Regions from separate parts of the Mus musculus genome. Here regions 1 and 3 are each linked to region 2. A link is a loop called in an ENCODE intact Hi-C map of the cell type or tissue named here. Cell type or tissue: left cerebral cortex. All regions are shown on one strand. Each heading gives the region's core, and the rest is flanking DNA. Links, peaks and the distances in the headings are about the cores only.

Evidence for each region. A loop is a pair of places that touch in the nucleus more often than their neighbours do. Peaks named below come from ENCODE experiments on the same cell type or tissue, not always from the same donor. Only the 100,000 strongest peaks of a DNase experiment are listed, where the experiment ranks them.
Region 1: a loop joins it to region 2, with 2.6 times the contacts of the local background. A loop is called at or near these places in 4 of 42 quality-filtered maps.
Region 3: it touches region 2 in a loop (2.6-fold over the local background); 12 of 42 quality-filtered maps call a loop at or near these places.

The regions. Positions count from the first base shown.
Region 1 is chr5:64,268,711-64,279,076 of GRCm38, reverse strand. Tbc1d1 (TBC1 domain family, member 1) reads right to left here. Exons shown (of 22, transcript NM_001310611.1): 7 at 7,896-7,987; 8 at 3,572-3,682; 9 at 1,033-1,161. Among named protein-coding and RNA genes, the nearest start is that of Gm38634, 17 kb to the right of the region's middle. In left cerebral cortex, for the core only: a CTCF peak has its summit at 3,798 (motif pointing right); DNase peaks (open chromatin) are centred at 3,807 and 4,144.
Region 2 is chr5:63,805,859-63,816,224 of GRCm38, reverse strand. 0610040J01Rik (RIKEN cDNA 0610040J01 gene) reads right to left here and starts at 3,730. Exons shown (of 4, transcript NM_029554.4): 1 at 3,630-3,730. It overlaps Nwd2 (NACHT and WD repeat domain containing 2), which reads right to left. Exons shown (of 7, transcript NM_177006.3): 7 at 5,679-10,366. The coding sequence ends at 7,922. In left cerebral cortex, for the core only: CTCF peaks have their summits at 4,260 and 5,098; DNase peaks (open chromatin) are centred at 3,843 and 4,234; H3K4me3 peaks cover 1,250 bases; H3K27ac peaks cover 263 bases.
Region 3 is chr5:64,080,494-64,090,859 of GRCm38, reverse strand. No RefSeq gene overlaps it. Among named protein-coding and RNA genes, the nearest start is that of Pgm2, 7.3 kb to the left of the region's middle. In left cerebral cortex, for the core only: no CTCF peak of the experiment used is centred there; no DNase peak of the experiment used is centred there.

The sequences.
Region 1 (10,366 bases), core at 2,563-5,062, 460 kb before region 2:
AAGCACACTCAATAGCTCCTTCCTGAGTCATGGGCGATCATAACTGGCCACCTGGATGTCACTCAATCAACCTGCATCCCTCTGGGAACTCTCAAAGGCAAGCCCTTTCAGTCTTGGTTTATAATTGGATTGCTTTGAATTATCTCAAAGGATTTAGAAAAAAATCTCAGCAATAGCATTTCATGAAGTCATCTTTAACTGACTAAAGTTTATGTTTCAGAGGGAACATGCTCTAACATCTGGAAGAGCTATGACAAAATAGGGTAAGCTCCAGAGATGTGATTCCTTAACATAAAATCAAGTTTTGATTTGTTAGAAGCAACATAAGGCTGTTCACACTCATAGGGTAGGAGGAAGCTTTCCTAAGGAACTCCAGGTGACACTCAGGGTACTTGGATCTTCTTAGAGAGCCCTACATTGGCACATTTTTTGGTCTTGAAAGCAAGTGTCTAATAAACATCTTACCATCTGTAAGTCATGTGGCCTCTGTGACAAGTATTCAATTTTGTACAAACGTAGCCTTAGATAACAGGTAACTGAATGAATGACACTGTGTAAATTAATTAATTTACGAAAACAAAGAGGTTCATAGGATTTGGCCCATGGGTCAAATATTTCATGAATCTGCTTCCAGGGAGTTCCAAATACCCAACGAAAGGAGCTGACAGGATAGTTTTTCAAGTTGTCCTTAGGGACACCAGGGAAATAGGACCTACATCTGGCATGCATAATCCATGTCCTTTATAGGAACTGTATAAATAATAACACTCTTGGGAGCAGGAAATCCCATGGGATAGACCAAAAAGAGGAGTGTAAGTTCCCAGCACTTGGGAGCCCTAGGCACTCAGATTGGGAGTGTGAAGTCAGGGTATGCTAAATAGCGTGACACTACTTCAATAAATAAATCCATCTAGATAATAAAAATAAATAACATCTAGATAATAATTGCTTTAAGTCTGATGAAACATAAAATATAGTTGACTCTGCTTTAGAAATGATTCAACCTCAGTGAGAAGAAAGGGTGCCACTTACCCGGGACAGAATGCTCTCTAGGGACTCTGTTAAGGACCTCTTTGCTCTGTTCTTCAGCGAATCTAACCTGAACCGGCTAGCACTGGGTGGCAGGTCACTCCCAATATTCTCTGCTGCCACCTGTAGTGTCTAGAAAAGAAAAACAAGGAAAAGTTAAGTCCATTAAAATTTCTACCCTTTGGTGCACAGGAGGGAATGGCCTGTGGGGCCCCATCCTCTTGAAAGCCTTGGGCCCCATGTGCTCCTTAGCAACACGCCTGCAAGTTTCGTGCACATTCTACTCCCCCAGATAAAATGAGAAAATGTGCTCAGACCTAATCAGCCAGCTCGCTCAGGCTACTGAATCAGAAACCTGCGATGTCCTAACTGTGGCCTTGTTTTCTAACTGAGCCTAGATTTCTTCCCTAGTAAACTGGGAGTACCATAGTCCAATCAGATCACTGTGCTACGAGACTACAACAGGTGGGGATATGGCAAGCACCGAACATAGGATCTGGGACAAAACCTACTTTGACAACCTTTTAAAATAAAGCAGTATCTTACCTAGGGGGGCATTTGAGAGACTAAGTTAAAAATTAAATTTATCAACTGAATCCATCCTTCCCATATCTTTTTATAATTCCTCTCCTTTATCCTCTCCCCCTTCCGGTCTTTCTCCTATGAAAGCAGTCTGCTTTTTCTCAGCTATGCTAACACTGAGCCAGAGCACAGTGGAACCCCACAGGCACTGAATACGTGATGCTCCTGTTAGCAAGGAAGTATGTTTCCAAGAAGTTACGCCCCAATCTGAGCACACCTGCTCACACGGACCTTCACTGACGGCTCTGTCTGCTAGAAAGGAAAGACAAGCAGATTCTCCATTGCTCTAAACACCAGCACACTCTCTGCAGTAGGCAAGCACACAGAACGTATAGAGACTAACACAAATACCTCTGCCATACTTAAGTCTGGCCAAGTTAGCACCCCCAGACACTGAGGGGTGAGAGGAGCAGGGTGCTCTGGAACTGTCAGGTCCTCAGCTGTGTGGCACAGCCAGTGCACTCCCTGATGCCCCTCGGTCCCCCACCTGTAGACGGAACTGTCTTCCCAGATATGCCATGACCTTTAAATGAATGAATAGTCATTCCAACACAGAACAGAGTGTCTACTCACGTCTGTCACTTATCATGGCTGCTACCTACGTTCTGGCTTCTGCCCCTAGGGGAAACTGTTACTCTTTACTGGAATCTCCCGACCACCAGTACCACCCACCATGGCAAGCACTCTCTTGAATTTGGTGCTTATATTAATTCATATTTTGTATTTTAATTTACATCTATTCATAAAACATATGCTGCCTCACATGTACATAACCACCTAAGGAATAGATGCCACTATTAGTGTGGCCACTATCAAAGTCAGCATGAAGATTCGTCAAAACTCTAGAAAGAGAACTACCACGTGACCCAGGCAGGCCACTCTTGGCTGTGTACTCACAGGATTCTAAGCCAGCATACACAGAGCCACCTTCACATCCATGTTTACTGCAGTGCTAGTCAAATTAGCAAGGAACAGAATCAGCTTAGATGCCCATCAATAAATGAATGAATAAAGCAAATGTGGTGCAGGCATACAACAGAGTTTCATTCGGCCACATAAACGAACAAAATTATGCCATCTGAAGGAAATGGATGGAACTAGAGATAAACATGGTAACTGAAATAAGCCAGACTTAGAAGAACAAATGTCACTTTTTCTCTCATATGTGAAATCTCGATTTAAATAACACACACACACACACACACACACACACTGTCATACCACACCACACAAGTCTTTCTGCAATTATCTTTCTTCTCCCAATATTGTTTTAAATATTTATTCATGCTCAAAAATGCTTCTGGCTGACTCCCTTCAGCCAGAGTACAGTCTAAGTGCATTGTATAACAAACCTATTCCTGGCCCTGCTACTAAGTATTATTTACTCCATTTTCCGACTTTTAGGATGGAGGCTGCAGTGAACTCTCTTGTACATAGCTCCTGAAGCACTCACATAAAAGGTTTTGCAAGGGAAATAATGGGGACAACACTGCTGGGTCACAGGGTCTAAGCACCACAGCGACAGCAGGCATCCTCAAGTTTCTCTCCTGAGATGCTTCCAGGTCATAGCCATGGCACTGGGGCACAAGAGAATGCCTTTTCAGGACACCTGCAGCGTTCTTACACTTCTGCCAAATGATGGATACAGACCGCTCTCTGACTGTGGCCTAATTCCTACTGCTAGGACACATTTAAAACATGTCTTAACTACTCCAAGACTCTATGTCTTCTGTGAGATAATGTAATCTCAATTCAAAGGGCAAAAGCAACAAAGACCAGCTTCTCCCACGTGCTGTGGCTCCGAAATGTCTCTCGCCATCTTTAAACACAACCAACCGTCCCTCATTTTCTCCAGCTGTGCAACAATGAAAAGGAAGCCTATGGGGAGGAGGAGGCTCTCTAGCTTCTGTGTCTAAGTAAGCAGCCCCATAAGGGGCCCCCCGGGTCAGAGGGCGCTCACCTGCTTTGGCTCCCCAGTGTGGCTGTGCTCTTTTTGCTTCTCTTCATATAAGCACCTCAGAAAAGAAATAATTAATTCATTCTCTCGCTGCTCGTTTCTTGGTCTCAATTTCTTTTGGGGGGAAAAAGATCAGAAACATAAACATTACATTTCTTTTCTTATTGTCGACAAAACTGCAGTGTGCTAACAACCTCCACCCAGGAACGAGTGCTTTTCTTCCATGACCTCACTAGGGGGCACCAGTCACCCTAAGAGTGCAGGCAACTGTTTAACCGAACGGAGGGCAGAGCTAACTGGGCCGTATTTAGGAGTCATCTTCGATGTCCTTTTACCCAAGATAAAAATTTTAACGTCAAATAGTGGGGGTCAAAATAGTTAATAAATAAACAGCTTTTAAAAAGAGATAAAACAAAATCTATGTAAACACCCAGAGTCAAGTCATAATGGTTACACATTTATAAGCTCTTAAGACTGGGGATCTAGAAAGGAACTCGTCAATTGGATCCAGGGTCAAGCTGTTACGGGGTGAGTGCTCCCGTCATGTGGCCCGTGTGTCCCTGTGAAGCAGACACTTTGATGAACACGTGTATGCCAAGTTCTCAGTCGTCCTCCCACGCCCTCCTCTCCCCTCCTCCTCTGTCTCTGTCCCTCCCTTTCTACCCTCTCTCTGGTCCTTTAGCTCTCCTTTTTTAAATTCACAAGGACGTTTAATTTGCCAGCAGTGGCAAGGCACACTGCTTAACAAATGAGAACATGCAGGTTTTAGTTACCACTCATCCCACCTAGCCATAGTGGTTCACAAAATACTGTGGGCTCTCCCCTCCACCTTCCAAATCTTTGCATTTGAATTATCAGCCACAGGGTATTTTCAGAAGTCATCTAATTCAACACATTCCTTTCTGTGAATGAAAATAAAACCAATTGCCCAAATCACCCCAGAGAGACACAGAGTTCCTGGCCATCCGCCTTGTTCTTCTCTAACTCCAGACTGTGGCCTGCCCTTGAACAGGTCAGGAATGACGAGCGGACGGATCAGCTACACACGCAGCAGAGTCTGTGTCAGTGCCACCACTGGCTAATTTCTTCCCAGCTAACGAAGGGACATTGGCGTTATCCTTAGAGTCACAAGCATTAACGATAAGGAAAGCTTAATCCAGAATTCTGATAATCCAGCCTTCCGGAAAAGGTCATTTGGAATTGCAAGTTTTAAAGGTTGATAAGATGCCTCAGCGGATAAAGGCACTCACTGCCAACCATCTGACCTCAGTCTGATCACGGGAACTATGCAGTGCAACTCTGAGTGCTCGTGCACACACATACCAACAACAGAGATCCAGAGAGAGGGGGTCAAAACTTCAAACTGACAGAAAAATGAAGTAACAAGCAGGCATGGGGAAGTACTGCAGGAGCCAGGAGACCCCCAACGAACTCATTAACCACCCCAGGCAATGGCTGCAGCGCAGCAGAAATGCATTATCTGTGGTGTCACAGAGTCAAGAAATAAATACTTCCTCAGAATCTTTTTGAAGTATGGCGACGCTACCCTCCCACTGCATTCAAGAAGATCAGGGATGTGTCGCCACCCTAAAATCTCTCCTGTGGTTCACCATTCTCTACAGTGGCTAAACCACTACTTCTTTCAGTTTTTATTCACATCCATTAATCAGAGTGACAATCACAAAAATGATTATGAATCAAGTTGAGTAGCATCACTTTGTGGTCAATAATTTGTTCACAGTCAGAGGTGCCAGAAGCTGGTATGGCAGTTACCAGGGGCAGTGATATCTAGGACAGTGACAGGTGCATTCAGCAGCAGAGAAAAGGCTCCATGCTCACCCTCAGTGCTGACCGAAATGGTGCATACAGCATCCACTTGTGTGCTTTTCTATAAATGTGTTATATGTCCATTTAAACAATCAAAACAGCCAAGCTGCTTGGGAAAAGTACTGAAAGTTAGTTTCTCAACCTTGTTTCCCCAAGGGTCCTCTAGAGTACCATAAAAGCAACAGAGAAACCTCTGACACTGATAGTGAGGATGCAAACACTGAGAAAGCTTAAGAAGGGATAAGACGCTGCAAGGACACCAGGTAGGCCTTGCTTTGCTGTGAGAATGCCAGGTAAGCTGCGCTTTGCTTGAATACCACGCTAAGGATTTAACTAAAGACTTGGAGCCATTGTTTTTACTATCACTGTTGCAATGTCAGCTTGAAGGCAGATATTTCTGCTGAAGATGGCTAGTACAATCTGGGGCACTTAAAAAGATTAGGACAAGCCGGGCGTTGGTGGCGCACGCCTTTAAACCCAGCACTCAGGAGGCAGAGGCAGGCGGATTTCTGAGTTTGAGGCCAGCCTGATCTACAGAGTGAGTTCCAGGACAGCCAGGGCTACACAGAGAAACCCTGCCTCAAAAAAAAAAAAACAAAACAAAACAAAAAAACAAACAAACAAACAAAACAAAGACGATTAGGACAGCAGGAGAAGAGAGCAGGACCCTGGATGTCCCTGCCACAGGTGACCCCTGCTCATGTTTGAAATATTCTGTCAAGCACCTTGTAAATAAAATGGTAGTTGTGTGGTGTCCTGAGGTCTTTCAGGTGAGGACAGGCTAACACCCCAGAGCCCGTCCGCTATTGAGTACTCTGAGGGTTCAAGGTCAGCCACCATCATCTCCAGCACATTTGCCTAGTTATTAAAGCTTTCTCCTAAAAAAACACTTAGTATGATACGCATCATTACTAACGACACAGTATGCATCATTGTTAATGGTAATTACATTGGCTTTATAATAATTGACCTTTGGGAGAGCTTTTCAGAAATAAATTGCCCTCCAGGAAAGATTACATCACATTTTTATATGACCTTTTTGACCTATGTGAATTTTCAAATACGTTAGTAGGGACAGTCACTGATAAGTGACCAAGACTAGAAAAACCATGAAAGCCATTCAGGAAGACCATCAACATGCCATCATGGAAGATCAAATATGTATCTCTCAAAAAAGCCTACGTCTGCATCGGTGGAAGGTAAAGGATGAGCTGGGTTTTCTCAGCCAGTGAACAACATGACTGCTTCTGCTCTTCAGAGCCATCAGAATCTAGAGCTGCGGAGAGCACTAACTTGCACTCTGCAATAGCATCACAATAGCTCTGCTTTTCAAGTACACTTTTATTATGTGCTGTTTTCCCATGTCTCTGCTCACAGACGAGAGGGGTCATGTCCATTAGACTCCTTGCTACTGCAGGAGGACATCAAACAGCCTGTTTGCAGTGCAGGAGGGTTTTGGGAACTGCCTTCCTAAGGCACCGCCCCTCTGCTCAGGGAAAGCTACGTGGTGCTGTCTACATCAAAGTGAAAACCATTAGGGAAGGGAGGTGCATCTTCCCTGCCTGCCTGCCTGCCTGCCAGGAAGATGCTCTCGAGTGACCTGGTAGCACCGTGGCCTAAGTGGGTTCACACTGATGGCCTTGGCTGCAGTTGCAATGCATTAAGAATAAGAAGCAAAGCACAGGCAAATAAAACAACCCTCAAGGCCATCTGCTAAATGAAAACAACCACCACAAAATCTTCCTATTCTTTCTACAAATGTATGCCAAGCCTACAGAACAAGGGAACTGAAGAACTTTAGTGAGAACAGAAAGAAAGCTGAGCCTTTTCATCCCCTCCCTCACAGGGATGAGAACAAAGGCATGGCTACCTGCTTGTCTGGTTTAGTTGGCCCCTAACTGTGGAACTTGACAAGGCACTAGTGGGCACACACAACACACACACATGCACACACGCAAAGACGTATTAATTCTTTGTCTTACTGCACTTGCCAAAACCCCACAAAAATGGCTCCAGGTTCTGGCAGACATGAAATCCGTGTTGAGCTCCCTCCTGACAAGCAGGCCTTAGGCAGGCCTGACACTGTGGCCTGGTTTCCCCAGATGCAGCAGCTTCAAGCATGGTAAAAGCAGACTTCCAGGTCTAACGCATGCAGCTCATGTGTGTGCTTCTGTGTTTGCTGGTTTCAGTCTGTTTTGATTTTTGCGTTTCAGTTTAAGGCTCTAACATATGACACATACATTTTCAAAACAGACAACAAAAAATACAGAAGGGCCAGTTGTGCTCAAACCCATGTACAAATGCCTTGTGACTTCATGGGAAGAGACTGACGGAGGCTCCCAGGAGCAAAGGAGAGCATGTGGCCTCCTGCCTCCTGGTCTACCCAGGTTTTAACAGGACACTGGCTCATGCCCCTGGGAAGTGGTGGCACCGCTGACTCCTCACCACCCACAGGACACTCCACAAGCACGCTCCCTGCTGTGCTTCCCGGCTACTGTACCTGAACCTCCTCGAATATGGTGGCCTGCTCCTGATTGGTCAGTGTGGTCAAGTGCTTCTGGAGTTCTAATTTGGTTTTAGATGAATTCATTCCTGTCGAGAAGAGAGAAAAAGACAAGGGGTCTGTGGGGGGAGTCCTGAGTTGGATTTACCACCTCCCAAACTCATTTCCTTCACCTTCTCACCACCCACTTCAGGACACTAGATTTGACAATAGCATCACTGTGAACTCACTGAATGCTGCTGTGTGAGGAGCTGCACTCCGAGACCCAACTTGAATTTCACTGAATTCTCAAGACAACTCCACGAGTGTGATATTATCCAAATCTCATACGCAGGAAGACCAAGGACACAGAGTTTTATAAAGCCACTTCAAATGCGGCCCTTGTATACTCTGCCCGAGGTGCACACAGCTCCAAATTACTGTTTGGTGTTAAAATGCTGAAGGCAACCCAAACATTTCCTTCAACAATGACAAACTCTTCTAACTACAAGAGAACGTGAATCCACTCTTAATAACAAGCAGCTGGTGCTGATTTGAAACTGAATCCTACCTCTCCCTTGACTTCCACTTACATCCCAACAGACACACGCCCTTGTGTGGCTGACACTCATCGCGTGTTTAATTGTCTTAAGACCAGACCATTGCCATTACCGAGGATTCTGAGGAAACGCTATAAAAATGACCACATAAAAGCCCAGCACCGATTACAATCTCAAGACATTCCATCCCTGCATGAATACAGTACAGGGCTTAGTTTGTGGTTTTTTGATGTCAGGTATAGAGTCAGAGAACATGTGAAGTCTGAGAACTGGTTAGTCTGACCTCCACGGAATAAAGACCTATTGCTAGCTTCTGCTAGCCCAAGTCTCCCCATGCTGAGGAAGGAGCCCTGCTCAGGGGCTGGACAAAGCTTATAGTGAAATAATTTATGGCCACCAGAAATATAAGGCCAAACAAGAGTCCTTTATTCAAGATGGTGACAAAGAGCAAACTCCTGCCACCAAAAAAACCTCTTGGCCCTGAATTGAGTGAGGCAGGGTAGGTTTTATAAATAAAACCGACAATTACATCATACCAAAACCAGGTATGTAGAGCTGGAGTGGGGAGCAGGGAGACTCAAAGAATGGAATTCAATTGATTTAAACGGTTTGTTTCACTCTGTCAAACAATGAACCTCCTGAGCGGCAGCTAAGGCTGCATGGGAACTTCTGCACAGCAGGATGTGCTTACAGGGCCCTGGGGGGCAGCTAAGTAAAGACTGTGACTACTTAGTTAAGTAGCAGGGGCAGTGGTCAAAGCATCTCCACGGAGGAGGGCTGGAGAGAAAGGAGGCTGCCAGAGCACGGAGCCGGGTGACTCAGGAAACATACTTCCACTGCACAGCTGAGTGTGCGTGTCCACAGCTCATGACTTGGGAACTCACGAGAGGCCAGAAGTCTGTCAGTAGCTACTCTGTCCCAAAGCCAGTGTCCCTCTCTCTTCTTTCAGTTGGAGGTCAGCCCAGCCCTCCTTACTGGCTACACAGGCACAAGGTACTGACCCTATGCAAAGTCCAGCAGGCACTTCCGCTTCCAGAATGTTTTTTCCTTATTTTGTCTTAAACCAAGATGAACTCTACAAGGCCACCATAAAACTAATGCCATTTCATTCAGTACTTCCTATGTTGAGATCTCAAAGTAATCACAGATTATTTTTTTAGTAATCTTTTTTTTAATGTTTACATGATGGTTTATTTATTTTTATTTTTTAAAGATTTATTTATTATTATACATAAGTACACTGTAGCTGACTTCAGATGAACCAGAAGAGGGAGTCAGATCTCATTATGGGTGGTTGTGAGCCACCATGTGGTTGCTGGGATTTGAACTCAGGACCTTTGGAAGAGCAGAAAGTGCTCTTACCCACTGAGTCATCCTGCCAGCCCTGTTTTTAGTAATCTCAATGTATAGATAAGAAACCAAGATGCTAAAATCATATATTTTGTCCAACTAAGGAGGTAAGTTGTCTGCTTCCAGAACCAGATCACTATGGATTGGTAGAATCACGTGGTCCAACACACAGATGGCTCCAGGACATAAGTGAATACAGAGGAGGGATGAGGTAGAGAAAAGGCCAGAGGGGCAGGCTCAAGGCTTTCTGTAGCAATACTTCAATACTGAAGCACAATGGTGTCTAAGTTTAATAAGTACCCAGTGAAAACCAACTAAAAACCTTTCCAAATATAAAAAAAAAAGGTCCCTGATCTAGTCTAAGCAACAAACTCTGCACTGTTAGCCAGTCAGGGAAGCTTCAGGCCTCTAGGAAAGTTAGACTAGAATAGTTAGACCACACACTGAAAACCTCAGGCTGAATCCTAAGCCTCGGCCTCTTCTTCACCATACTCATGGTCGGGTCCTCTGACTGGGCCTAGCTAAACTCAAGATACCTCACCTCACCACGGTATACCCGTCTACCCCAACTCAATATGT
Region 2 (10,366 bases), core at 2,885-5,384:
CACATTGCATGTAGCTTGGAGTCAACCATTAAGAGAGACCCTCCTCTCTAGCATGAAATGGTTTTCATAGACAATAATATTCCTCCAGACACCATCTGTCCTCTTTGTGACACACAGCAGGTCATGCTCAGCCCAGCTTGGGGAGTCAGGAGATTTCTATTCCAACAGGAATTTAAGGTACGCCAGAGAGTGTACAGATGAGGCCATAGTTTTTCTTCGATTTTGCCTTAACACTTCAAAGTCTACATAAAAAAGCAATAAGTTGTTAAAAAGTGATGGAAACAAGCTGTGTGTGTGTGTGTGTGTGTGTGTATGTGTGTGTGTGTGTGTGTGTGTGTCTGTGTGTCTGTGTGTGTGTGTGTGTATGTGTGTGTGTGTGTGTGTGTATGTGTGTGTGTGTGTCTGTGTGTGTGTGTGTGTGTCTGTGTGTGTGTGTGTGTGTGTGTGTGTGTGGTGCAACTGTACAGAAGCATAGCTTATGTTTACCAACATGAAAGAAAAAAAAACCTAATTTGGTAAACTAATATCAAGGACCAGAGTCACTAAAACTTTTATGTATGTATGTATGTATGTATGTATGTATGTATGTATGTATGTATGTTTTTGAGACAGGGTTTCTCTGTATAGCCCTGGCTGTCCTGGAACTCCTTCCGTAGACCAGGCTGGCCTCAAACTCAGAAATCTGCCTGCCTCTGCCTCTGCCTCTGCCTCCCAAGTGCTGGGATTAAAGACGTGCACCACACCCGGCTCACTAAAACTTTCTTACCGTTCAGACTGTAAGTGCCACTGCTTCCCTAAGCACCCTTTGAACGGATTCACTTCTCTGTCTCTTCTGCGAAGTGGGTAGCAGTTGCCTTCAGCTGTGTCTGTAGATTCTCCCTTTCTACCTCTCTCACCGCAGCTAGAGGGAGCTTTCAAGAACAGATATGTGCCTTGCTTCAAACCCTTCAAAGCTTTCTCCCAAGACTAGATTCTTGAGGCTGAGCTGTCTGTGTCCCTAGCACCCAGCCAACGGCTTAGAGTTGATAGGTTCACACACACGTGGTCTCGAAGGCCAGGTCAGAGTTCATTTGATTTTTCGAGAGCCGTTTGTGCTGAATGAATAGAGCTCCCTGCTCATGGTTAAGATTTCAGACACCATATTTCTCCGATCTTAGCCGACCTTCACTGTAGCTCAGTAATGTGTAGGGTTTCTGACCACAGTGAACCATAGGTTAGGCTATTTAATTACCTGCTTCAGAAGCATAGTCACTGTTTAGTACTTCAGATACATTTTTAAGACAGAGTAATTTTGATGTTCTACCATTTTTCTGAAGATCTCCATCTCTATGGAACCATGGTGTTCACAGGGGTAAAACGTGAGAAGACAAATGATTGGGATTTCAGTTTGTTCCCTCAGTATTCAGGAAATAAACAGAGTAAGAGATTTCAGCTCCAGGCCTGTGTAGCTCTGGGGGTTAAGATCAGACACTAAAAAGACCGTGACTGGTCTCCCCATCTGACCTGCAGACCATGAATTCTCCACGCCTGTCCTTCCTTCCCTATGATGGTCCAGTTAGATCTTGACAGCGTTCTTTTCTGAATTATCAAGGGGGTTTATCTGCAACCAAACAATCACTCTAATGATCAAATTTAGAAATGAGACAGGTTCTTTAAGCAAGAACCCAAACGAGCCCAATCAGGGTCCCTGGGAAATTGTAGAAGTGGGTCCATGTAAGACACTGTCTAGGGAGGGAAAACTAGCTCTAAGGAGGCTAGTACTCAGTCACGCAAAAAGCCGGAGTCCTTTCTAAGAAACATGGGCAGTGGGCTACTGGGCACCTCCACCAGTGACAGGAAGAGGTCAGGGCTTGCTTTGCCCTTGGGCTGAGACTGGCTCCTGGTCCCAGCATTGAGAACACAGGTTTCAGGTTCTGAGAAGTGCTGGGTCAGAAGTTAGGGAATCTTTCCATTTTTAGGAAAGAGAATGTGCTGAGACAGTAAGCAAGGGTTTTGTTTTGTTTTGTTTTGTTGTTTGTTCGTTTGTTTCATCTTAAATTCCAGGTCTGCAAAATTTCTTTGGAATATAGTGAACATGAACCACATTTATCTTTAGAAATTACTAGGTATCAAAACCTTCCTGGGTAATGAGTCCCCAGGGGGCATGAAATAAACATTGATTGTAGAAGAAGTGAAGGAGCAGGATCAAAAGATGGGCAAGAGTTGGTGAGCAGGAGAAATGAACCACACATCACCTTCCTGTGTCTGCCTGTCACCTCTGAATCTCCCACTGAGCCTTGGAGCTGGCTGTTTACTGATTCTTCATACTTCCCAGAAACACTAACAACCCAGAACTCTCCTAAAGGACCGAGGCTCCATATTGTTGTTGTGGAGACCTGTCCTAGGACAAGGATTTTTACCAAAGAGGCTAGCAAGGTGTTTCAGAGGCACTGGTGCTTAGATGAGGAGAGCTACCATCTCCTCTTTACAGTAGTAACTGGAAACATATATGGGAGATACTATTATTTCTTCCTAAAAATAGTATCAACTAGACAAGTATAAGGGAAATACTATTGTATCCTCCTTAAGATAGTATTAACTGGAAAATTATGTGGGAGGAAACAACTTCAACAAATACAGAACCAACTGCCTTTAAAAAATAACCACTACTCCCACTTCTTTTCCATTCACGGTTCCAAGACTTTCTTTTCTCCAGCGATATTCTTCACCATAGCTGAGTTACAGCCACCCAAGGCAATCAGCCACAGGCCACAACCAACAAACACTCTCGCAGAAACCAGCACAGAAGTGACTCCTGGAACACCCACTTCCTCTACATTCATCGCGCAAATGTCTATACCAGGATGGAAAAGTAGACATTCAGAGTCGATGGAGATGGAATTATTTTGTTTTGCATTTAAGGTTAATTATGGTTCTGGGAGTGGGTAAAAGTCCCCCTGATATCTGCCTGGTATTACTGGAAAATTCTGCATTGGTGATATATATATATATATATAATCTCACCTCATCAGGGCTGTCCAGGCTACAAAGACCCAGGCGATTGACCTGGTAGATATTTGTCTATTAAATATTTACAGCCTGCGACCATTTAGCTCTCTCTCTTTGGCGCCCACTTTCCTAGTCCCAGGCTCTTGCGGAACACCACAGCGTCGTTGTCCCTTCATGCACCCTCACCATCGCCATAGACCCAACCCCAGAACCCAAGGACATTTCAAAGAAGGGCGGGGGCGATCAAATTCCTTTCCCGTTTTAATCAATAAAACCCCCCTAGAAGCGTAAATATGGTGACCCCGGGACACAGGGAGATGGGAAGATCTCTTACAATTTGTCCAGGTTTAAGTTCCCAGGAACAGCAGAGAGCTCAGGAATTGGGAGTTTAAAAATAAACCATTTTACCCAACCAGCACCAGCGCCTTTAGTTTGGAAACCTGTTTCTTGTCGCCACTCTTAGCATGCCTAGGTTGAATTCCGTGACTTCTCCTGAAGTCATCAAATCATCCATTGCCTTGCCTCATAGTTCCTCCTCGCGTCCCCTTGAGAGAAGGGGAGCCCAGAAGCAAAGTCGGGACTCCCGCCCAGGACCAGCCCTCTTCCCGGAGGAGCCCGGCGCAGTCCCGGACCGTACTTACCTGCGGCGGGGCGGCGGCTCCAGAGTCGCGGCGCCCATGGCTTCGTGGGCCTCGGGCGTCCGCGCTGGGACACGCGAGTGGGTCAGCGACGCCCGGAGCCTGTCGCGCTGCAGCCTCAGCCCGGGCTGCGGTCATTGGGCCGCCGCGTCACGTGGACGGGGAGCGGGCGAGCCTCCCAGGCAAGGGTAACCCTTTACCTGCGCCTTGGCCCGCGTGCGCAGGCGACAGGGACAAGGGGACGTCCGGTGATCTATGTTTGAGTGAGTGGTCAGCGAGCCAGCCCGCATTAGTTGCTAGATCGAGCGCACATTGCTTGTCGCCCGCCCGATGGCTAGACAATCTGCTCAGACGCTGCAGTGACGGTCGTTCCTAGGGGCTACAAACTTGCCTGTGCCCCAAAGGCTATTAGTGGGACACGTGAAAGAACCCCGGTTTCAGACCCCTTCCCTTGGAGTGTCAGGATATGGGACACTTCACCCAACACACTTTACCTACGAAGGGTAGAGAACCGGTGCTTTAATCTTGAAATTCGGTTTAAGATTTCGGTCTTCGGTCCACCTGGCCCAGAAGCTGTGGAGAGCTGGCATTTCCAGAAGCCAGGAAAATGTGTTGAGCAATTGCGCCATCTAGCTTCCTCTCTTTCCTCTCCATGCTCAAGGCTCGCAGTGAGAGGATTAAAAGGCAATGCGGGGAGAAGCAACTGAGAGAACTTCCCAAAGACCTAATTTTCTCCAGCGAGTTTTGAGTTGGACATCCCCGCTGTCTTCACAGGCATTTGCCACGCTCTATGGGAGAACACTCAGTGGTTTTTTTGTCCTTTTTAGTGCTAAAATACCTTTGTGCTTTCAAATGTCGATTTACGAGGGAAATCATACGTTGTTGAATGTCATTTATTGATTTGAAGAAAAAAATTTCTTGTTAGAATAAATGATGCTCAGGTTCAATTTCCAGCCTTGTCAGAAATTCCATGGGATACTGGTCCATTTATATATGAATTAGGTTTTTCGGATCAAAAAGAGACTTTGGAATTTGTTTTGGGTTTTTAGAGTCAGTGGGGAGAAACTTTGAGGTTCAACTCAGTAGTAGTAAAGAGAGGAAGGTAAGAAACTTGATAATGCCTTTAGTTTTCTTTTAACTCTTGGGTATTTAAAGTTCTTTTAAAGTAATTGTTTTGTTGAGAACTACATACACAATTGCATCTGATTGTTGTTTACAATATCACCAAAGCTTTCCAATGCTGCCTGCCATGTTTAAAGATATTTTGGGGTGGGGGGAGGTATATATGGGAATTCTCAGATCAACGGTGTGTGTGTGTGTGTGTGTGTGTGTGTGTGTGTGTGTGTGTGTGTGTATGTGTGTGTGTGAAGGTATCTGGAGAGGTTCTCCAAGGTCGTGTTCACTCACCTGGGAATTCCCGAGCGGCACTAGTCCTTGGCTATTTCCTGCTCCAGCCACAAGGGTACCCCTTGCACGGGTACACAGGGAACTTATTTTCTCCCTATTTTGCTGCTGAGTCTGGAATTCTAGAATGCAAGAGCTATTTCATTTACTTCCGTGTTCTTGGTGGAATGTGTGACTGGGTAAATGCTTGCTGACTGAATTCATCAGCTACTTCTGTATATTTGGAGAGAAACAAACAAACAAACAAACAAACAAACACAAACTTGGGCATACTAGTAACATCCAGTGATCTTTAGTAAACTAGCTGAATTTCTCACCTGCAAACTAGTAAAGATGTTAGAAGTTACTGTCACCAAGTGACTACTGGGCACTGAGTTCTTTATTTTCATGTACTTTGAGAAAGCTAACCAAGATGCTAGTGATGTACTGGAATTAGGTCCATGGTCCTTTCTTTTCACCTATAAATGTGGAATAATAATAGTGCCAAACTTTTGAGACTATTGTGTAGACGCCATGGCTTTGTGTCTGGAGCTCCTGGAATATTCTAGGGCCCCTTCGGCACCTGGTCAATTTGAATAATTACCGGTAAGTGAGGTCTTCCACATCTGGCCAACCTCAGTGGTGAAAAAAAAATCAGTAGCACTCAAGTTTTTAGTAGCTCATCTTTTATTCATACAAACGATACATACACAAGACTGTATATTGTTTGAACACTGAAATAACTTTCTAGTGTAACAACTCTGTAACAAAATTTTAACTAAATGTAACATTTATGAAAATATAAATCTCTGATTGGGTAATTCATCCCAACAATACAAAGTTTACATAAAAACATTCAACATGAGCTATCAGTTGCAAACATGTTAGGAAAAAAAATCATTCAAGTCACTTGTTACACTCTAGAGGTTTTTTTTTTTTTCTTTTTTCTTTTTTTTCACAGAACACTCACACACTACATGTAACCCACCTAGGCATTTAGTTCTTAGAAATGTATGGCATGGACGTTCAACTGATAAGAACAGGAATAAGAATGTGTTGGCTGAAGAGCTGAAAGTATGGACTCCAGATCACGTGTATATAGATCTTAGCCCTTCAAGGGCTTCCACTTACTGGTTGGTAGCTAAACTAGGAGGAATACATTGAACAAAGGTGTTTCACCATGGAGAAGGGTGTTGCTATCTGAACAACACCTTCAAATGCTTACGTGTTAAATCCTTCCACCAGTGGAATACAACTGGATTCTCTAGGGGTTTAGATAATTTTCCCTTTTCCTACCGTGTCAGCAATCAAGATGGCACTGTGTAATGTTTTTCTCATATCACTCCCTGGCATCCCCACCAGGTTAACAGGCTACAGCAGAAACTATCCCCGTCTTCATTTTGCAGTCCACAAAAGCAATAAACTCGGTGAGGCTAGAGGTCAAACTACAGGTACATGCTGAGTCACAAGCAGAGCCAGGATGAAAATAAGCTGGTTCTTTGTTCAATGTTCTGATTTAAGTAAGTTCCACTTTGAGAGAAAATCAAACCAATTACTATCAGTGACCCCCTTGAGAGGTCTTCCAGGACATGCCACGTGGAGGACTTGGAAGGAAGAAAACCACCTTCACCTTCTGAGATATATTTGCCATCAAATTGATGAAGTCTTTTTTTTTTTTTTTTAATGCCATTTCATAGTTTCAGCCTTGAAACAGTAAGACTGGGAAAGTCCTCAATCTGGAAGTGGAACAGAGAGAGAAGTGTACATACGGTGTGTGGAAGTAAGAAAGTGATTACAAACAGGGAATGATAGGAACCTTTGGATGCCCTTAAGATCTATGGGATATTTTAGCACAGAGACAGGCATATTCAGTTTGTCCCAGAGTTTTTGGTCGTTTATCTGCATTTTACACAGGAGAGAGGCGGAATGAGAGTAAGGCAGTGCCACCAGCGTTTCAGAGATGGTGTGTTTCAAAAGCTTGCTTTTCTATTAAGATACTGCAGGGGTCTGGGAAACATTAGGCTCCCCCACAACTGACTGGAGAGTGCGGACTCTGGTAAAGTACAACAAATAAACGGACAGATGCTTTGATCAAACTCATAATGCCCTTCCCATACCTCTTTACACTCAGCACGAATATGCATCGCAAGAAAAGGCGTGAGCGGACTGTGGCTTCTCATTAAGTGGGATTCTTTTGCAATCCACGAGAGAAACAGTTTAAAAATTACACATCGCATTGCACAGAAACCCTTGCATGCAGTCGTTGTGTTTTGATGAAGACTGACTCTCCATGTTCAGTAGCCCTATGATAATGGTAGTTAGTTCTTGTCCTGGTCCGTTCACCATCTCACATGCTTTGTGTGCTGTCCTGGAAAACCGAAACACATCTGGACACCTTTCTTACACAATTTTGCACCATTAGACCTCTTGCGTTTACACAGTTGTCAGGATCGAGAAACGTAAAGAGATATTAAGGCTGCGTTTGGCTGTCACATCCCCCCCACTCAGAGTCAAACGGTCCTCTGCAATCACGATTTCAACTGGCTTCTGTAGAGCTAATTCTAGTCCAACTGGTCTACCTATAACTACCTCTAGCTTCTCTCATCTGAATCCATGTAGTGAATTGTGCTGATTCTTATTACACAGCAAATTTAAAAGATTGTATTTGCTCTCTTCTGGGGGAGATGGCCATTTTACCGTCTCTTCTGGACATTCTCTATTTTCTCGAATACATTTGGACAAAAAGATGGCACCCAAGTCTCATAGTTTTGTTCCTTTCGTGAGAATATTAGTAAACTGAGAATTCCAGAAATTAGCAGCTCATCATTTGTGTCCAGAAGATGCACTTTGCTTTTTTTTTTCTTCTGTCATACATGGATTATGTATTTCGGTTGAGTAGGATAAACATCGTGTCAGTTATCTGGAGTGTAGCTGTGGCTCCTGGATTCTAGGGCAGCACACACTCGGTCATAACAAGAATTGTGTTTCTTGGAGGGTGTTGCCTCGTTGGACTCAGAAGAGTCACTCACGGTGATGGGGCTGTCTCTTGCAAAGACCTCAGTGGACTCTCGCCATAAGCAATCCACAGACACTTTAAAGGAGTAGCTGTTTGACTTTGGCCTGGATGTCTGCGTTGCATTGTTGAAAATCTGTCTGCTATTCGATGTGGCAATTTTGATCTTCAACGCAGCATCTACACGATCCACAACTGTGTATATCCCTATACTCCCATCATCAAAGCCGACGATGATGTTCAGGTGTCTCTGAGAAAGTGCAAGGAAAGTTGGTGTTTTGTATAGGGAGCAAGCACCGATGTTTTTGCCGTCAGCCAGTCTCATCACTATTAAACTAGAAATAGCATCGTTTTCCTCCTCCTCCTCCCCATTCCGGAAACAAATATACACCAGGTAGCGACCATCTCGAGAGAGCCTCTGCCTCCAGATGACTCCAGAGGCGTGAACCACCCGTAGCTTTCCACTGTGTAAATCCAGCACATTGATATTTTCATCTCCACGGGATATAATGCCGAGCTTCCCATTGGGAGAAATTTCAAAATCCTCCAGGTTTTTCAAGAAGTTGCTTGGAAGCTGCACACGCCGACAAATCACTTCATCAGTCAGGCTCCAGAGGTTCACGGTCTCGGCTGACGTGATAAACACGATGACGTCAGGACAGTCGGGGATCAACTTGAAATTCACAATGGTGATCCCATCCTCACAGCAGAATTTCTTGGTGATACTTCCGGTCCAGAGACTGACTGCCAGCACTTTGCTTTTCGTCATTCCCACCACGAAGGTGTTTGCAGAGGTAATGAAGGCATTTTGCAAAGTGGTCAAGATGTTGCAGACTCTGTGGCCTGTGGCCAGCCTCCAAACCCTGGAGGCGTTCTCCTCACAGAGAGAGACCACAAACTGGTCGTTGTGGGTGATCAGCAGCTGAGAGATCCTCTGCCCGTTAATTCGGAAGAGGTTTTCCCCACTGCTGGTATGCCAGACGTACTGGCTGCTTTTGTCATCTGACGTCACCATTAGGTCCCCAGTGGACGTTAACACACAGTGTTCGACTATCCCTTCATGCTTAAATACTGCTTCAATGAACCCACTGCTGAAGTTCCATTTATGTACACAATCGGAGCCATCGAGAGAGTAGATGATCTCCCCCCTGGCCGGCAACACCAGACTCTGAATGGGTTTTCCAGTTTTATCGATATTGGACATAGCTGTGATTATGTCTATATCCCAAATGGAAAGAACGCCACTGGTTGACAAAGACAGTAGCATATTGTGGTGACTGGATTTTACCAACTTAACGATGGTACCCGAGCTTTCCTGCAAGCTCGCCAGGCACTGTCCTGTGTCCCGCCTCCAGAAGAATACCGCTGGGGTATTCTCCATGGTTGCGATGATACAGTCCCCGTTTTTGGATAGCACGGCAGATACAAAGCGTTCGTTGTGCCTGGCTCGGAATTTTTCAGCTACCTTCCACATGCCGGTGTCTAAGAGCTCAATGCTGAGAGCTTTACAGATCAGAATCGCACTTTGGTCTTCCGAAAGCTCAATGCTCACCACTTCGCTGTCTTCCTTCCGACAGTCAAAGTCTTCAGTCAGCTGGGGGTTGGATATGTCCTCGGTGTTCCAAACCGAGAGACTTCCCTCACTGTCTACCATGACCATCTCTTGAGCTGTGTCCAAGATGAGAAGAAACTTCACAAAGCCACCTGAAAATTCTGACGTCACGGTACATATTTTTTCTCCACTCCCTAAGTGGAAAATGGTGGTGTTATTGAGGTATTGGCCACAGAAAGCATATACCCCATCCAGGGAGCACTGGACACATGTCACCTCATACCAGCAGTGGAACTGGTAAAGGGGCCATCCATAGAGCAGGTCAATGACAGTGACATCTTTGCTGGCCTCTAGCCACGCAAGGGCATGATTGACCGAGAGTGTAAATCCATTGATGTAGGTGGAGCCGCTTCCATGCTTGGTCCCTTTGATTTCCACCTCAGACAGGAGACAGGAATTGACATTGTCGTAAATCAGCAAGGTGTTGTTTGTCGTAGCAACCACAAGGTACTTCTCATCACTGCTCAGCTTCATGCCCAGGATAACGGACTGGGCTGTAGTGATTTGCCGGAGGAGCTGGCGAGTTTCTACATCCCAGGTGCTGATGGAACCATTTTCCAGAGCTGTGAGAACAGTGCTGGGGTTACAGGTGGGGAGGATCTCTGTGACGTGCAGGTGGCTGGATGCTAAGGGGAGGCGCTCGGGGCTGTATGTCACATCCATGGATGAATGGAGAGGAACGATGGAGCAGTATTTGGGTCCGTCTTTGTCACATTCTAAAAGGAGGTGTCT
Region 3 (10,366 bases), core at 4,706-7,205, 270 kb before region 2:
TAGAGACAGGTTGTAGAGAGAGGGAGAACAAACTACACACAGGCAAAGACGGAGTTAGTCAACGAGAAAGAGCCACATGACAACAGAGTGTCAGTTAGTATGAGGCCAAGCCAAGCAAAAAGTCAGAGGCTGAGAGAGATGCCAGATTGAATCAGTCAACTTGAAGAGGAGTTTAAGCCAGAACAGCTGAGTCCAACCAGCCAGCTAGAGTTCAGACAGAGTGAGGAGGAGAGATCTTATTCAGCAGCAAGTCTCAGAGGCTGAAAACATTCTAGGCCTAGATAAGACTGTACAGAGGCTAGAAGCTTCCAGAACTGGGCCTAGGTTAGCAGACAGACAGGAGGCAGTAAGTCTCAGAGATGACAATTACACCAGGCAAATAAAAGATACTTTTACAGCCGTTACTTGCCAAGCCATCTCACTGGTTCATATTTCAATTTAAAAAATTGTTAACATACAAACTACAGGAGAGTTAATCTATGGACATTAGGGGACTGGTTATATTTGGGAAGGAGGAGTTTTGTGTCTGTTCTGCCCTTCTTCCCCACCACAGGAATCAATCAGGGCCTTGCTTGTGCTAGCCAAGCACTGAGCCACATCCTCAGTTCCAGGCCCTCTCTCTCCACCTTTTATTGGTTTTCTTTGAGACTGGGTTGCCAAAGCTTGTCTAAATTGGTCTTAAATTGCCTATAGTTGTAACTAAGGCTGGCTTGAAATTTATGATCCTCCTGCCTCAGCCTCCTAGAGTAGCTGAGACTATTGATATGTGCCATCGTCCCTTGCTTGGACCAGCTACTTCATGAGCTGGATGGAGATAATACACACACACACACACACACACACACACACACACACACACACACACGTTACTTGATAGTGCTATAGTCTTTTTGTTGGTTGCTTGGTTTGGTTTTGGGTCTCCTGTAGCCCATAGTCAACTCAATATGTAGCCAAGCACAGCCTTAAACACCTGATACTCCTGTCTCTAACTCCTAACTGCTGGGATTATAGGCATACACCAGCATACAAAGCTACAGTCTTAAGAGTTGTAGGTTTTCTTTGTGGGTTTTTTTTTTATTTTGGTTTTCTTTTTAGGTATGTATGTATGTATGTATGTATGTATGTATTTATTTATTTAATGTATGTGAGTACACTGTAGCTGTCTTCAGACACACCAGAAGAGGGCAACAGACCCCATTACAGATGGTCGTGAGCCACCATGTGGTTGCTGGGAATTGAACTCTGGAAGAGCACTCAGTCACTTAACCATTTGCTGAGCCATCTCTCCAGCCCTTCTTTGTGTTCTATTGCAGTATTAGATAAAAGCACACATATTAGGGTATACGGTATGTGTACAAAGGAACTAACACATAGTTACTAAGTTACAGCAAAGCTGGCAGGGAAGTGAGGGAAGTCTGGAGGGTGAGGATTATCCAGGCCTCTGGGGTCAGGAGGCTTCCTTGAGTACTCACAGTTTATGGAGAGACAAGAAAGGGGAGGTGGCTGACCTTGGGCATGGCAGTCTGGCAAATGCATTTTAAACAGAATGCGATCCTGTCTGTGAACCAAAAGGCTGAGGGGTGGAAGCAGAGGAGAAGAAGGATGCTGTCTTAGGTTTCTGTGGCTATAGTTGAATATATACTGGAGATATATACATATATATATATGCTGGATATCTATAAATAAAGGGTTTCTTTCACTAGTGGATCTGGAAACCAGGAAGACCATTATCTTACGAGCTTTTGGGAAATATGTAGAAATCATAGCAAGAAGTCAGCTTTGCTTTCCCTGCTGTCATTTCTAGTATCTCCTTCTCCCTGCGACATCCACGCTATGACAGAGGTTGTAAGGGGCAGAGTCAGACCTAGTTGGTCTCACTCACTTTTGTTTGTCTTTCCAATGCCACAGCACAGTTCACGCCCTGTCTGTGTACTTTGCTGCCTTCTGCCACGATGTCGGTGAGGTGTTTCCCAATAATGAAAGCCCAGTGCATCAGAGATCGTATTGGCCAGTCTGTGATGGGCAACATGCTGGCTAATTGGATGTTTACTTGACACAGGTTAGAATCATCTGGAAGGTGGGAACTCCAACTGAGGAACTGCCTCTGTCGGATCCGCTCTATGGGCAAATCTGTAGAGCATTTTCTTAGTTAGCGATTGATGGGTGAGGGCTCAGCTCATTATGGATAGGATCACTCCTGCTCTGACAGTCCTGGATTCTGTAGGAAAGCAGGCTGAGCAAGCCATGAGAAGCAAGCCAGAAAGCAGAACTCCTCCATAACCTGTGCATCAGGTCCTGCCTCCAGGTTCTTGCCCTGTTTGAGATCCTGTCCTGACTTCCTTCAGTGATGGACTCGAGGTGGAGGTGGAAGCCAAATAAACCCCTTCCTCCACAGCTTGCTTTGGTCATGGTCTGTCGATTACAGCAATAGAAACACTAACAAAGACACCCGGGGTTACTGCAGCTAAATCCCTGCTGGGTCAAAAAAACAAAAAAAGGAGGGGGGGGGTGTTGGCATCGTACAGAGAGTGGTAGCAAAATGGGTGTTTCCATACCTTTTATTGTATCAGGAATTATGGACCCCTGGTGACAGCCAATAAGAACTATTTTTAACTTCATCAGCCACACCAAGAATCTCAATATTTCTCCATAGAACCAAGAAAAGAAAGCACATAATGTGTTCACGCGGAGAGGAACTTTGAACAAGGGCATCACCAAATCATAGCAATTCTTCTCCCTCGTTGGGAAGAGTGCCAAGTTCTTAAGAGCTGCGCTGAAAAATCAACGCGCAATAACAGAATCCACCATTCCCACCCACTTCCTGTGTAAAGTGGAAAATAGTCTCTTGGACTATGTTGGGGGTGGGGGTCTCTCCAAGTAGAAACCCTCTTGGGGTGTCTTTAAGAAACATACTGACACGGGAGGTCTTTACGTCCGGCCAGTGATACCACAGTGACCTAACGTGGTTGATTTCTCACAGGTATCTTGTGGGTCCCCCACCCCCATGGGTGGTTGTTCACCAGTCAGTCTTGGATGTGTCAGAGCTGGGCAGCAGCATCTCCAGAGGCAGTGAGTCGTGCGTGTATAAGCATCCTGGGAGACTGTGTTAGAGGACACTTGTCTAATGAAATAGATGGGCTAGATTATACAGCTTGAGTCAGGTAGGAAGGAAAGGAAAAGGACAAGGGAGGAAATGTTGCGGTGGGGACAGGGACCTTCCAAGCATATCAGCTAGATTAGCTGACTGCCTGTTACATGGTTTCCGAGAAACCAATTCTTTGTCAGGGAAAAGTTTAACTGCCTTTATCATGTTGCCGTCTTTGACTCTATGGAGTTAAGTAGGCCCAAGCCTGATTTGGTTAGGGGGGCAGCCTGACTCCTGCTATCTTCTCTGAGAAACTTCTGGGCTATGGGCAGCCCTCTTCTGCCTCTCATCTGGCACAGTACCCAGCAATGATCATGTGACACCCAGGGAGAATCCTGTTGAACAGTTTATCGGACCAGAAACAGCACCATGGCGGTTTGAATGAGAATGACCCTCATAGGCTCAGACACATAATTCTTGGTTCCCAGTTCATGGCATTGTTTGGGTAGGTTTTGGTGTGGCCTTGCCGGAGGAGGTATGTTACTGGGGTGGGATTTGAGGTTTAAAAAGCCGGAGATATTCTCACAGTTCTCTTTCTGCTTCATGGTTCTGGGGATGTGAGCTCTCAGATTGGGACTCTAGCCACTGTGCCTGCTTCCAGCATAGACTCTAACTCTCTGGAAAAGAAAGCCTACATGAGCTCTTCTGTAAATTGTTTTGGTCATGGTGTTTTTCTCAAAACAACAGAAAAGTGAATAATTTAGGTACCTAGGGAAGATCTCTCATCTCAAGCATTTTAGATAAGGAAATGAAAAGGAGAAAAAATTTGAGTCTGTCTTTAATACTCACAGAACCCATATTCCCACACCGATTCCCCCAATTTTCTAAACAGTTATCTAACACAACCATAAAAACCTTGACCCAAGACCCTGACCACCTTCCCAGGGGCATAGATGTAACAATATTTCTCTGATCTTATGTTATAAGATAAAGGAATAGGAAAGAAAATAAGAACATCTGCATAGTGTATATGTGCATGAACAGTTTTAACAAAACAAAAAGAAACATCACGACAGTCATAACCTCTGATTCTGTAACTGGCCACATGGCCGTGACTGGCATTTATAACTAACTTTTTACACTGGCCACTCTGGGTCCTCCTACCTTCCACAGCACCTTAGCTGGCCTTGGTGCTTTGCCTGGCTAGGTGATCTGCACCTTCATTCCTGTTAGCTCTGACCCATTTGTAATTTTGCCTGGATTGGGTTTGTGTAGTTTCTTATTGATGGCCATAATAGGATACAGAACAGAATACTTGATAGTGGCAATGTTACTGGTTTATCTATTTATTTTACTTTAATTTATGTCCTGGGATTCAAACCCAAGGTTTTATGAGTGCTAGAAAAGTGCTTCCAAGCTGTATCTCCATTGTTGCTGTACTTTTAAACATATATACCCCTGCTCTGGCTACTGGTACAAGACCATAGCCAACTACACAGTGACACTATTAGGAGGTATGGCCTTGTGGGAGTGGGTGTGGACTTGTTGGAGGAAGTGTATCACTGTGGGTATGGGCTTTAAGACCCTCATTCTAGCTGCCTGGAAGCCAGTCTTTTCCTAGTGGCCTTCAGATGAAGATGTAGAATTCTCAGCTCCTCCTGTGCTAGTCCTGCCTGGACACTGCCATACTCCTGCTTTGATGATACTGGACTGAAGCACTGGACCTGGAAGCCAACCCCAACTGAATGTTGTCTTTATAAGATTTGCTTTGGTCATAGTGTCCACAGCAGTAAAACCGTAACTAAGAAACAGCTCTTAACCGTTATTTTAGAATATACTTATTTTATTAAAAAAAAAAACCACAAGCAAACAAACAAATAATGTAGCTGGGCATGGTGGTGGGTGCCTTTAATATCGAGGGAGGTAAAGGCAGATCCATCTCTGAGTTTGAGATTCAAGGTCAGCCTGTTCTACAAGGTGAGTTCCAGGACAGCCATGATACACAGAGAAACCCTGTCTTGAGAAACAAAGACTACTGAGAAGCACGTCACGTGATCAGCAGCTGGTGACGTCACCAAGCTCAGGTTGACTGAGTCACTAGACTTTGTCTTTTCTCCCTACACATAATTCCATCTCACATGGTCTTACTCATCATGGACTGAGGGCAAAAGGCCTACGCGCTCACCTGCACGTTTGTGTATACTTATCCTTGAGAGACACACACGCGTGCACTCATACAGCTGAGGTGTATAGTAAACTGTTCTGTGTAGGTTGTGTAAGAAAAATGTTGGCTCAATGATGAAATTGCTTCAGAACACATTTTTCAGTACTCAGCCAGTCATTACGTGAGGCCTGGCTGTCTTTAGAGAGCAGAATGAATCACGGCACATGGTAGATTCTCAAGTGGTGTCTTGAATATTTCTTTATGTCTTAAATAGAATCCAGAACCCATCTACTTGTAGGTTAATATAATTTAACTTTTAAAAATGCTTTTAGTGTTTTGGGTTTTTTCTTTGTTATTTTTGTTGAGATAGAGTCTCATGTAGCCCAGGCTGGGTTTGAATTCATTTATAGGCTGAGGTTGACCTTAAATAGCTGATCCTCCTACCCGGCTTAGTAGGTTCTGAGATTCAAACACAGGCCTTCTTGTATGCTAGGCACGCACTTCTACCAACTGAGTTGCATCTGACAGTTGGTGTTTTGAAGATAGTATCTCACTGCATTACTCAGGATAGCCTTGACCTCACTGCAGTTATCCCATCTCTGTCTACTGAGTGCTGTGAGTCTTGGCATAGGCCACCAGTAATGAATGGCTTGCAGATATCCCCAAACCGAGTTAGTGCATGCTCAGGAAAAAGGAGGAGACGCCAGCAGCATAGCCCTGGCCCTCATGGGCGCTCTATCCAGAGGCCTTCATCAAGATTCTTTTCTATTTTTCTTTTCCTTCAAAGCAGTTATCATTGTTTGCCATGGTGTTAAAACTTCCATTACTAAAATTATATCTGTGGGGTTAGAACTATGACTCAGTGGCTAACAGCACTTGCTGTTCTCCCAGAGAACCCCGATTCTGTTTCCAGTATCCACCCTGGGGAGCCGATAACTACCTGTAACTCCATCGGAGAAGATCTTCTCATACCCTCTTTTGGCCTCTGTGGCACATGCTCTCATGTACACACAAACACAAACACACAGATACACACACACACAGACACACACACGGAAATATAAAAATTTAACAAATGTAATAAATATGATAAAAATATTACATATCATTCCTCTTTTTTTCTGTGTCTTGGGTATATAGAACATGCTGAGCTCATTATAGAGATTATTTATCAATTATTATAGATTATCAATTATTATTGATAGTTGATTAATGTTTCCTGAAGAACTAATCAAGGAACTTTTTAGAGTTTATGAAGAAGAAATCATAACACGGCAATGTACAGGTTTAAGTGTTACATGATTTTTCTACCTGAACTAATAGGCCAAACTCTCTGAATATAACAAAGGAACCCGAAGCTGTTAGCCATTGTGCTCTCATGACCTAATTCCAAGGCTGATGCGAGTAAACCCTACTCGGCAGTTAACACTGGCAAGATCCAAATGACAGCAACAGTACGAGCTGCAGCAGCCGACTCACACGCAGTGACCTTGCCTGGCAAAATTAAAACTATCAATTATTTATATCCTCTTTCATGACATCCTGCAGACTGACTGGTTTTCCCCTCATTGCTCATTTTCATAATGTCCTGCCTTCTAACTCCCTCTAGGCTGTTCTGTTATTAAAATGCAGCAACTTGAGGCCTGGGATGTAGCTGGGTGGTAGGGCCTGTCTAGTGTGCGCATACCCTGAGTTTGATCTCTAGACCTTAAAAGAAAGCGAAAAATGAACACACCTTGCCTGCTTTGTGTTTCTGCATAGGCATTTGTCTTTTCTTCTCTTTCCTCCTAAAGAACTCAGTTGACAGCTCTGCATTCCCAACCATACATAACAAGGCAGGAGCCTCTCCTCAGCCCAGGAGTAGTGCCGGGGTCAGCATCACTGGGTCGTTTTTTCTGAGGAACTCCGATATTTGACAAGCACTAAGGATCTATGAACTCTGGAAGGCACTTTTGCAAAACTGCTAAGGGGTCAGTGTCTGCTTGGAGTGCTAACCCAGCCCTGTGAGAACATGGGGAAAAGCAGGGGTGGACACCGAAAGGCTCCCCAAAACAGGAGTGTCTGACCTGCAGCCCACAGGTTGAATGTATACATTGACTACCGTCATATTGCAGTGTCGAAAGACTGGACACCCCTGCTCCAAAGTGTTTTTTTTTTTTTTAAAATTCACCCCTATGAATTGCTGAAGACTCTTAACAGATTAGTAGGCAGTACTGGTAAATATTATCACTCCCAAATGGAGCCGCCGGCTCAGTGTGACTTCCCTCCACATCACAATGACATTTTTTCTTCTCACTGCTACTTCTACTTCTATCTGTGTTCATAAAGAATGTAGTTTCTCCTTCATGAAACTAGTGAAACTAACAGTATTAAAGAGGAGATATGGCTAGACTACTGAAAGAAATTCTGGCCTCCAATAAAATTGTGTGCCAAGGTTGGAGAAATGGTTCACTGGGTGAGAACTTGCTATTCTTCCAGAGGACTCAAGTTTTGTTTTCTAGGATCCACCCAAGGCGGCTACCATCTACCTCTAACTCCAGCTCTGACGCCCTCAAACACATGTGACACGTGTCAGGTTGGTCTCAGATTTGCTAAACTTGCTTCGAAGCTAAGAGTGACCTTGAACTCCTGATCGTCCTTCCTCCACCTCCCAAATGTTAGGATTACAGGTAACTGGTATCCAGTTTTAGCCTTAAGGCTCTTTTAGGGAGTCATGGGGGGAAGGGGGTGAGACAGGAGTGTACTTTGTAGCCCTGGCTGTCCTCTGACTCACTAGGTAGACCAGGTTGGCCTTGAATTCATAAGATCTACCTGCTCTTTCCTTTGAAGTGCCTAGCAGCCTTTAAAATGCTATTGTGTTTGACTTAAGGAAGTGTAAATGCAAAACCCATAGCAGTCAGTTATCTTACAGGGACTAAGAGAGAGTTTACTCTAGAGCTACTTTGAGTCATCATGGTCCAGGAACACAGATTTAGGTGACCCCCAGGTTCCTTATTCCAACTCAGAAGCAGTCTCCTGAAGTTTTAGAGTTTTACAGACCAACAAAACAGATAAAAGCAAGCACTTCAGAGGTGGTACAGCAAGAAGGGGAAGCTTTCCCATCAGCCTGAGATGTTCCCTGTGGTAGTCTTAGCTTTCAGATTGGTGGAAGCCAGTGGTCTGGTAAGCTGATAGACTCCAAAAAGGTTTTTATATATTAGGCGTAAGACTGATAGACAGAGGTAGGCAAGGAACAGCTGCTCATGAGGGCTAGGATTAACCTAAGATAAAGTAGTTAGCGAAGGGATTCCTGGCTGGCTTGTGGAGTGTGCCTTGTATGGCTTAGTCAGGCCTTGCCCTTCTCCATCATTTCCTCTGCCTAGCTGAAACCAGTTAGATCACATTCTGAAAGCAAGCACCCAAGATTTATCCCTCTATTTGGCCAATCCCTCCTAAGGCTGACTACCAAGGTCCAGCTATCAAAGTCCAACAAAAAAATAACCCCCCTTTGGCTCACCTAATTAACATTTCCAATTAAAATTAAACGCTTCATCCTAACATGGGGTTTTCCGTTTTACCTTTATAAACCACCATTGGCTATGGGTCCTGTCTGTTTCCTTTCTATGCACAAGCAGTCCTTTGTCATCTGGAACAAACACCCCTCCCCCTCTCCCTTGGCCCCTTTCTCTTCTGTCTTTTATTCCCTCTCCCTTCTCCCTCTTCCTTTATCTCCCTCACCGTCACTTATTCCTGCCCTCTGAGAACTTGGTCTTGGGGTGTGGAGCCAACTTCTGCTCTATACTCTGGACCTGCGACATTCCAGTCTCTCCACAGTACTGAGATTCTACTCAGTCAGGCATTCTCAGTAGCCACAGCTTCTTTCCTGCAGTTATAGTTCACTACAGACAAGTTTAAAAACCTGCTATCTTTTCCATTCTGATGGCAATTCAGTTTCCTTCTAATCCTGTCTTTCTCCAGTGGTTTAAGGTCTTAACCCCTCTGCCCTTGCCACCTGTAAGAGCCCCTTAGGAAACAGCAGCATCTCTTTCCTTAGAGATCTCTAGAGCCACATTTGGGCTTTCTTGTTAATCGTAAGAAGATTAAATTGTTCCTTCACACACCGTAAGTTGTTACCGGTAAAATGTTAATGAGTGGCATTGCAAAGTGTCTTTAGATGGAGAGAAAGACTTTTGCAAGAAGCACTCAGGGAAAATGTCTTTGGTTCTTGCCTCCTGGTAATTAATGAGTCTGGAAAATATGATATCGCAGTTTGACTTGATAGGATCTTATCAAAACATGATTTGATGAATATAACTTGTTTAACACAGACTCCTTTTCAAATTAAAGGCTTAAGTGATGTGATGGCTATTCCCTGTTGTCAACTTGACTGTCTGGAGTGAACTACAATCCCAAAATGCATGGCACATCTATGATCCAGATCTTGAGGCTGGAAGACACATACTATGATCTGGATCTTGTGGTAGAATGGCTGTGAAAACCTTAGACATAGGCAAGGTGGTACAAAACTTAATCCCAGGAGATAGAAGCAAGCAGATCTCTGAGTTCAAGACCAGCCTGGGATTGAGCAAGTACCAAGTAAAGAACATCTTAGGTCCAGGTGTGATACCATACACCTTTAATCTGGGCTATACCTTCTACTGGAGGCCTATATAAGGACAATGAAAGAAGGAAGGCTTCCTTCTTAGCCTGCTTATATAGAAGACCAGCTGAAACACTCAGCCTTTTGGGACTGAACAACTACTTGGACTTTTCATTCATAGTTACCAAGTGTCAGGTTAGTTGAACTACAGACTGTGAGTTATTCTAATAAATTCCTTTAATATATAAAGACATCCCATAAGTTCTGTGAGTCTAGAGAACCCTGACTAATACAGGTAATTTCATGGTTGAACACCCAAATAATTAAAGGTTTTCAGCAAGGTTAATAATTTCTGAATGACAGAGACACCATCTCATGGTTTTGACTCTTAATGTTTACTTATGTTTGGGTATAATGAGTATGCGCTTGAATCCAGTCAGATAACTCTAATGAAATACTGCAGAATGAGCAGTTTATAAACAACAGAGAAGGATTTCTCACAGTTCTAGAAGATTGGAAGTCCAAGGTCAAGGTGAAA